Regions from separate parts of the Homo sapiens genome. Here region 1 is linked to region 2. Evidence: read pairs that join two places in POLR2A ChIA-PET (ENCODE). Cell type or tissue: PC-3. All regions are shown on one strand. Each heading gives the region's core, and the rest is flanking DNA. Links, peaks and the distances in the headings are about the cores only. Region 1 overlaps NIN (ninein). Region 2 holds the start of LOC400212 (a long non-coding RNA gene).

Region 1 (4,391 bases), core at 124-4,123, 180 kb after region 2:
CATTTTCATGTATGCATAACTTTGCAGTTTATGAATTATTCATTTACATCGTACAGAGTCAATATTTAATTCTGGAGTAAACTTAATAACCAAGAGAAGTTCTGCTAAGATCTTTTGTAGCTGAAATGCACCTATTTTCCTGTTACTCCCTTGTTAAATTTTCTGTTCCAGTCTTTGACAAAGCAAACAGTTTTATTGCTGATGCCATTTATTCTACCAAAGGCTATGATGTCTTCAGGATGGACTTTTTTTTTTTTAATGGAATTCCATTCTTTTCCTTCATTGTCTTAAGTCTTATCAGATCATCCGGCTATTCCCAGAGATGAAACATTCATTAAAGATGCAATTGTAGATCACTTGAAAGTGATAGAAAGAAGCTCCTTCAAAGCTTATAAAATGTCTCTTTTTCTGACACATACTTTTAGGCTTTAGTGTCCTGGTGAGCCTTCCTGACTTGATCCCAGCGGGAATTGTCTTGGAGACCAGACCCCACCCCCACCTCCTTCCAGATCAACAATTTCTAATATTTATCTTCTAACTAGAAACTAAAACAGACAAGAAGTCAAGAATTAATGTTCATGATGACAGTAACATTTTCTGTCCTACATATCATTAAATATTTTCCAACAGAAAAGTAGTATTCGTTACTTAGCAGCTCTGAGGAGCAGGAAAGGTATTTTTTAAAATCTCTTTCCTTTAAGGACTTTAAAATCCAGTGAACCAAAACTAGTCCCCAGCCTTGGTAGGAGAAGAGGCTTAAGGCCCAAACTCTTAAATTCAGCATTTCCTTGGACCAGCAGTACCAAAGGCTTTTTTAGCCTTCAGTGTAGCAGGTCTCATCTAAATGTGTGTGCGTTTAAAAATCGTGTTAATTCCTGTCATCCCCCGCATGCACTTGTAGCACTTAATTGCCTTTAAAGATAAAGGCACTGATTTGCATTCTGGTCGTGACAACCCTGGCCTTAGGAGCTTGTCCGGGAGTTCAGAATGGAGAGACTGGGAGCTGGGCTGTCAGGCTCTCCATTGCCTTTGCCTTCAAAGGTGGCATAGTGGAAAATGAACCACAGTCCCAGGAAGTGTGTCCCTGCAGAAACAATAGCCAGCCCTGCCGGGCGCACTCAGCTTCCACTACCCAGCTCAGAGCACAGGCTTTATAAATACTTAGGACTGTTAGTGAAATACGCCATAGATGCTGTATTTTTTAAAAGTCTTAAAGTTTCTTTCATGAGCACTCTCCTTAAACTGATTTCTGGTGTTTTCAGAGACTTCCTGTGCTTAGCTACATGTGCTGCTCTTCTAAATGCACACTACAGCTCAGTTTGTTTGGGGAGCTATGTTACTCTAGTACATTTCCTTCCTCTTCTCTCTGGGTTTACAGGGCTTTTTCCTTTCCAAAAAACAAAAACAAAAACAAAAAACCACAACTCTACTCCAGGCTCTGAGGCTGCTGAGATCAGCTCAGCAACCTCTGCTGGGTAAGAATGCCCCGGTGTCTGCCCCCATAATGGTTTTAATTAGCCGTACATTCTGCGGGGCGCAAAGGTCTGCGCTGGAGCAGATGGCTGGTGGGGGTGGCGGCTGGGCTATTGTGGGCAGGGGCCACACCAGGACCACAGGCTGCAGATGCTGGCCCGGCGTTGGGGCTGGAAGCTGGAGATCCAGGAGGCTCTGGCCATCTGCTCTGCAGTCCAGCAAAGCAGGTGTCCCTCCAAAGAAAGCATTCCAGAAATCGGTGCCGCCTGTGCAGCCGCTGTGTGCAGGGCACCCTTGTCCAGCTGTAGGACAACTCAAGAGCTGGCTACAATGGCCAGCATGACATTGAGATGCACGGCCCACAGAGTGGGTTTGGGGGGACTCCTTTTGTCTGCCTGAGGGGTTGGGGACTGTCTTGTGAGCAGCCATTTTGGGGCCGGACAACCTCTGACCTTCTCCCCTCTGCCTACTCTCAATGGGGCTGTTGGCCAGTACACTGGCATAGTAATGAGGAAGGACAAGGCAGCCTCTGCGAGCCGTGGCTGCCTAGGGGACACTGTCTGCAGGGAGGGGCCCCAGGGGAAGCCCTGATCCTAAGTTGAATTGGAAGTTCACTGCTTCATCACAATCATCATGCTCATAGCTGTAGTTCTGGGGATTTCCTTAGCTTTATTAAGGTATAATTACAAAAGTTATGTACGTTTACAGTGTACAACATGATGTTTTGATATATGGATACATTGTGAAATAACTAAATCAAGCCAATTAACATATCAAGGCTGTAGATTTTAAAGAGAGTCTCTTCTGGGTTTGTTCTTTAAAGCTGGCACTAGTCTGTCTGCTGTTTTTTCTGCCCTTGTTCTAGTTTTACACATCCAAGTAGTAAGAATAGTCATTGTAATATTTATTAACAAATGCTTGGCACTTAATGGGCACTGTTGTAAGTGCTTTCCAAATGTGAAGCACACCATCAGAGGTACGTGTTGTTATTCATGTACTCATGAGGAAACTGAGGCACACAGAGGGTAAGTAACTTGGCCAAGGTCACACCACGAGTAAGTAGTAGAGCGGAAATTGAACTCGAGTATGGTTCTGCAGTCTAAACCCCTAACCACATCATTTTTCTGACTGAAATAATAACAATAGCTAAGGTTTCCTAAGTGCCAAGCATATGACTCCATGTCCCTTTGGGTGCACTGGAGTGTCCTCCTCACGTTGTAAGGTACTGAGGGGTCACAGAAAGTGGCAGAGCCAAACAACCCAGACAGTGTTCTACAGTTATCTGTCTACAACTGTGCCTCCAGAGTAGGGAGAATCTGAAGTCCCACAGGATGAGTTTTATGTTTATTAATATCCATTCTTTCTCCAATGAGAGGTTACGTATATTTCAAGGGAAGAAATAAATCTTATCTCATGAATTCAGTCTTGTGAACACATCTCAGCCATTGTTCCTCGCTTTCCCCCCTACTTTTCCAAAGATTTTTGTGATAATCGTCCTTCTAGTGCTCATGGCAGATCTGTGTCTACAGGCCACCTGCCAGGCTTCCACTGTGCTGGGTAAGTCATCAGCAATTAAAGGACCCTTTTCCAGAATGATGCCTCCCTTTACTGGTGGCGTTCCAGTAACTGAATGATTTAATCCCCCTAGCCTTCTAACCTGCCTTCCCCTCCTTCTCTCCCTGCTTTTTAATTGGAACTACTGGCTCCAGGCAGTGAGAATGAAAATAAATGAGCTGTGAATGAATTGAATCTTCCCCCACCCACCCCCCTGAAATAGCAATTTAATAACAAATGCTCAGCCACCCTGTGCTTTTCTCCCTCTTATTAAGGGAACAGAACCTTGGTGGAGACTAGGTAGAAGGAAGCACAGAATACCTCCTATCTGTGTGGTAAGCCCCATCTCTAACTGAGGTGGTCTTGGAATGAAAATGTAGCCATTAGCATAAGCCTGCTTCTCCTTTTAACAGGGTGGTCCTGGCTGGATCTGTGTTTCTTACAAAGGGTCCTAGGGGGAATTCTTGGGATACTGCTACTCCCAGAAGACTTTAAAACATGTTTAAACTGGCTGGGTGCAGTGGCTAACACTTGTAATCCCAACACTTTGGGAGGCCGAGGTGGGTGGATCACTTGAGCCCAGGAATTTGAGACCAGCCTGGGCAACATGGCAAAACCCCATCTCTACAAAAAAAAAAAAATACAAAAATGAGCCGGGCGTGGTAGCAGGCATCTGTAGGTGGGTCAGCGGGGAGGGCCGGAGGATCACCTGAGCGTGGGAGGTTGAGGCTGCAGAACAGAGTGAGACTCCGTCTTAAAAGTAGAAACAAACAAAAACCATGTTTAAACTATCCTTCTCCCCTAACCCCCACCCCCACTTGCCTTAAGATTTTGTGTGAAATCATCGAAGATGAGGATGCTGCCTGGGCTTTCGAAGGCTGTGCCGTATCTGACGACGCTTTTGGGTTGGACTGTCTCAAGAATGTCTGTTTGAGATGGTCTCAGTCCACAAGGCAGATCTCAGTCGAGTGTCTCTGATCTTGCCACTTTAGGAGGCATTGGCATCCAACATTCACCAGCCTGAGCAGCACCTGGGCTTCCCACCAAACCGCCTCATCTGTCATAATATGGGGGAGATGCTGCAGAGCAATATTTACCAAAAGGAGGGAGCTTCCCTTTATCCCACCCCCAAGTCACAGGAAATAAATTTAGTGAGAATTTAGTGGGCAAATAAATAGTGAGAGTTGTACCTATTTCTGTTGCATAAACAACATTTATAACAGTAAAATAATAAAAGAAAATTGTTTCCCATAGTCCTTCAACCAATATGCATCTGTTTTTATTATCTCTATTTCCTTCCAGCCTTTGTCTAATTGTATAAATATTTTTGCTGGTGGTAATCATAGGATAGATAGCATTTTTGT
Region 2 (4,391 bases), core at 241-4,240:
TCATATTTATTAACTCATTTAATTTATACAACAACATCATGTCATTGGATTACCATTATCCCCCATTGTAAAAATTAGGAAACTATAGCAAATAAAGTTTCTGTATTTGCCCAAGGCCACACAGCTGGTAACTGACAGAGCTGGAATTTAAACCCTTACATGTCGGTTCTAGGGCCTTCACTCTTTTTTTTTTTTTTTTTTTTTTTTGAGGCAGAGTCTTACTCCGTCGCTCAGGCCAGAGTGCAGTGGCGCGATCTCAGCTCACTGCAACCTCCACCTCCCAGGTTCAAGCATTCAAGCAGTTCTCCTGCCTCAGCCTACCAAGTAGCTGGGACCACAGACACCCGCCATCATGCCCAACTAATTTTTGTATTTTTAGTAGAGACAGGTTTTCGCCATGCTGGCCAGGCTGGTCTCGAACTCCTGACCTCAGGTGATTCGCCCACCTCAGCCTCCCAAAGTGCTGGGATTACGGGAGTGAGCCACCATACCCAGCCCTGGGGCCTTCACTCTTAACCATACTTTCCACATAGCAGAGAAGCACGAATCCACACATTCCCCAGCGAGCTGCTCCATCCCTTCCGTCCTCATATGCAAAGCTGTTCCACTTGGGATTTGGAGTAACAAATTAAAATTCCAGTTTTGTGTGTATTTTGTGGGTCCTCAAACATAGATTTGAATGATTTTCAAGTTTTAAATTGTGTTTAGCAGTAATTTATGTGAATATGCATTACCTGGAGGCAGAGACCATGTCTTCTTCAATATGACTCCATGCACCTATTGTTCCCTGTAAGCTGTTCCATGTGCACGTGAACAAACCAACCACAACTGCCCATGCACACACCTCTAATACTAAATACTGAGCAATGCTTCTCAGCTCCATCTGCTCACTACACTGGCATGTATGGCTTAAAGAAGATGTTATCAACTGGGATCAAAGAGTGGCTTTGGAGGAGAGGGAAGTCAGTCTTTCTCCCCCATTTGCTGGAATAGATTGAAATGGTTTATGTCCAGGACCTGAAGAAATTTTGATAGAGAACTGGTCTCCCTGCAAGCTGGCCCTGGCCCTCCCAGAGGATCACCAAGATGGTATAAAAGAGACTCTTCTGAGTAGGGTCTTAGTCCCCACCAAGTGTCCTGGAGGACAGTGAACAAGGCCAACCTCAGGCAAAGCTCTCAAGTAAGCCAGGTGCCTCTCTGGCACCCCCTCACTTTACTTTCTGTGCCCGAAAATTCTCACCAGGAATACAGTATCCGAAGTGTGGAAAGCTTCCGATACTGCAGCTTACCCCATGCCTCCAGAGCCATCCTCAGCTCAATCTCTTTTCTGTTTCCTCAATTAAATCTCCCAGTCTTCAATGTTCAGGCCATTGCTGATCAAGGTAATAATCTCTAATACAATTTCTTACAACTTCCCACTAAGAAACCCATTTGAGCTTCTTAAAATTTAGAAGTTTCAATAGCATTAGAAATCCTGTCAACCACTTGACAGGGCATACATGAAAGGGTCATAAATGCAAAGTGGACCCCAAATGCCAAAGGAGCCAAGACACCAAAGAATGAGGCAGACAAATTCAGTCTGTTGATATAAAGTGATTTATTGGGGGCTGGGTATGGTGGCTCATGCCTGTAATCCAGCACTTTGGGAGGCCGAGGTGGGCAGATCACTTGAGGTCAGGAGTTTGAGACCAGCATGGCCAACATGGGGAAACCCCATCTCTATAAAGATAAAAAAATTAGCCGGGCATGATGGCATGTGCCTGTAGTCCCAGCTACTCAGAAGGCTGAAGCAGGAGAATTGCTTGAACCTAGGAGGCGGAGGTGGCAGTGAGCTGAGATCGCACCACTGCTCTCCAGCCTGGGTGATGAAGTGAGACTCTGTCTCAAAAAATAAAAATAAAATAAATTGATTTATTGGGGGGAACTTACAAACAGAAGCTTGGTCTTAGGCAGCTGGCTACAAGACAGGTAAATCTCTGCACTGCAATCGCCCAGACCCAGGATGTGTATCTTGAGGAAAAAGTATCTATACTCTGGAAGGAATATGTAGGTGGCTATAAGCATCACAGCCTATGATTTCTACAACATTATCAAGGGTTGTTTTGAGGGAAACTTACAATGAATAACTGTTCCTACATAAACAGTAATACATCACCTAGACATTTTGGAGGCATTCCCAGACTTGGGGTTAGTCAGCAGATTAGCATTTAAAATAAAGTCACTTATGTCCCTACTAGTGCCTAAAAAGCATTTAGATCAATGTCAGCATAAAGGAGACTGGACTGCAAAACAGAACTGTGTGCAAAGGGAATTTGTTGAAATAAACAGGCTGCACCCTCTGGGACAGAGAAGCATGGTCACCTGGGAAGGAGAGAAAAGGGAGCTTGGGTCACTCCAGTATCAGCAGCCAGCTCAGAAATGTAGACCTGCACAAAATAATACCCAGGCAGCTATGAGAATATCTGTTGCAGCCAAGAGGGCACCCTGCCTTCTCTTTTCATATCCAGTGAAGACTGTCCCTCTCCGTGACACCATGGCTGGAGGAAGTGGATACACCGTGCCTGCTGCATCTGAGGGCTGAAATGCAAGATCTTCAAAGGTCAGCCATGTTCAGGGCATTTTGCTCACATTCTTGAGGACAAAAATTATGCTTCTCGGTGTAGCAGAACAAAAGAGGGGAGTTGAGAGTAAAATGGCTAGAAGGATGGGAATTTTTAAGTTCCAGCCATTGCTGCATTGAGAACACCAGAAGGGTGTTTTCAGAAAAAAAACTGCTTATTTTCTTCTCCCTGCCTGCTTTTGTTTTTAAAATGTTTTAATGGAACCTCTGATTATGCAAAAGGAAAACTCCAGCCCAGCTCAGCAGAGATGACTGAGATAATGTGGAACTAAATTTTTCTGTGCAGTAATTCATCTTTGTGCAGATAGCATCTGGCAATGGAGGCTGGTTGTTTTCTTCTTTCTTTTTCTTTTTTTTTTGAGACAGAGTCTCGCTCTGTCGCCCAGGCTGGAGTGCAGTGGCGCAATCTTGGCTCATTGCAACCTCTGCCTCCCAGGTTCAAGTGATTCTGGTACCTCAACCTCCTGAGCAACTGGGATTATAGGTGCCCACCACCACACTCAGCTCATTTTTTTGTATTTTTAGTAGAGACGGGGTTTCACCATGTTGGTCAGGCTGGTCTTGAACTCCTGGGCTCAAGCGAGCCACTCGCCTCTGCCTCCCAAAGTGCTTGGATTACAGGCGTGAGCCACTGCACCCGGCCTGGTTGGTTTCATTTTAAGGTACTCCTTTTTGCTCCTGCCAAGCTCAGAGATTGCAGTTGGAGTTCTCAAGACAAGAGGACATGGTAAAAGCCATTCTGCTCCAAAACAATGGTCAGCAGAAACATGGAAGCAGAGTAAGACCCAAGGAAAGAAACAGCCAGTAATGAATTCCCTTGGACAGTGTTTGTCTAATGGACTTTGGGTGCAAGGATGTCTGATATCCAATTTTAAGGCATTTCCTGCTCTGTGAGATTATTCTCTTCCCTTACCTCCCTCCTTGCCAAGTTTTTGAAAAGGCTTCTTTAATTTATATAGACCAATGTCAGTCTTTTTTTAATTTTATTTATTAATTTATTTATTTTTAGATGGAATCTGGCTCTGTCACCCAGGCTGGAGTACAGTGGTGCGATCTCGGCTCACCTGCAACCTCCGCCTCCTGGGTTCAAGCGATTCTTCCGCCTCAGCCTCCTGAGTAGTTGGAACTACAGGTGTGCACCACCACGCCCGGCTAATTTTTGTATTTTTAGTAGACACGGGGTTTCCCCATGTTGGCCAGGCTGGTCTCGAACTCCTGACCTCATGATCTGCCAGCCTTAGCCTCCCAAAGTGCTGGGATTACAGGCATGAGCCACTGCGCCCAGCCTAAACCAGTGTCAGTCTTAAGTGAAAAGTGCTTGTATGATTGAGACTAAGTGATTTGGGGATTGGTGAGTAAGCCAATATGGGCAGAGTTGATTGTGAATAAACCAATGCCCAAACAACACATTTCCTCTAATATTTCTCCTACTCAAAGAGTTATATGCCCAACTTTATCCTAAGGGCCTTTGTGAAAGTAGAGGTAATGACTCATCTGGTAACTTAATTTCCTAGTGGGTCATCATTTCAAGGGCCCCCAAGACCACCCTCATGTTTAGTGATTTGCTAGAAGGATTCAAAGGACTCAGAAGTAAATGTATTCACAGTTACAGTTTCTTGCAGCGAGAGGACACAAAGCAAAACCAGCAAAAGCAAAATCAGATACAAAGCAAAATCAGCTACAAAGCAAAATCAGCACATGGGGCAAAGCCCAAAGGAAACCAGACATAAGCTTCCAGGGTCCTCCCAGTAAAATGGCACAGGATGCACTT

The links. Peaks named below come from ENCODE experiments on the same cell type or tissue, not always from the same donor. Only the 100,000 strongest peaks of a DNase experiment are listed, where the experiment ranks them.
Region 1: POLR2A ChIA-PET joins it to region 2 with 11 read pairs; 1 of 35 experiments calls an interaction of 5 or more read pairs at or near these places.

What each region holds. Positions count from the first base shown.
Region 1 is chr14:50,782,501-50,786,891 of GRCh38, reverse strand. All of the region lies in intron 5 of NIN (ninein), which reads left to right. Among named protein-coding and RNA genes, the nearest start is that of NIN, 46 kb to the left of the region's middle. In PC-3, for the core only: no CTCF peak of the experiment used is centred there; no DNase peak of the experiment used is centred there; H3K27ac peaks cover 516 bases.
Region 2 is chr14:50,959,854-50,964,244 of GRCh38, reverse strand. It overlaps LOC400212 (a long non-coding RNA gene), which reads left to right and starts at 1,918. Exons shown (of 4, transcript NR_170195.1): 1 at 1,918-2,599. RefSeq lists a silencer at 2,040-2,334. In PC-3, for the core only: no CTCF peak of the experiment used is centred there; a DNase peak (open chromatin) is centred at 2,174; H3K4me3 peaks cover 475 bases; H3K27ac peaks cover 921 bases.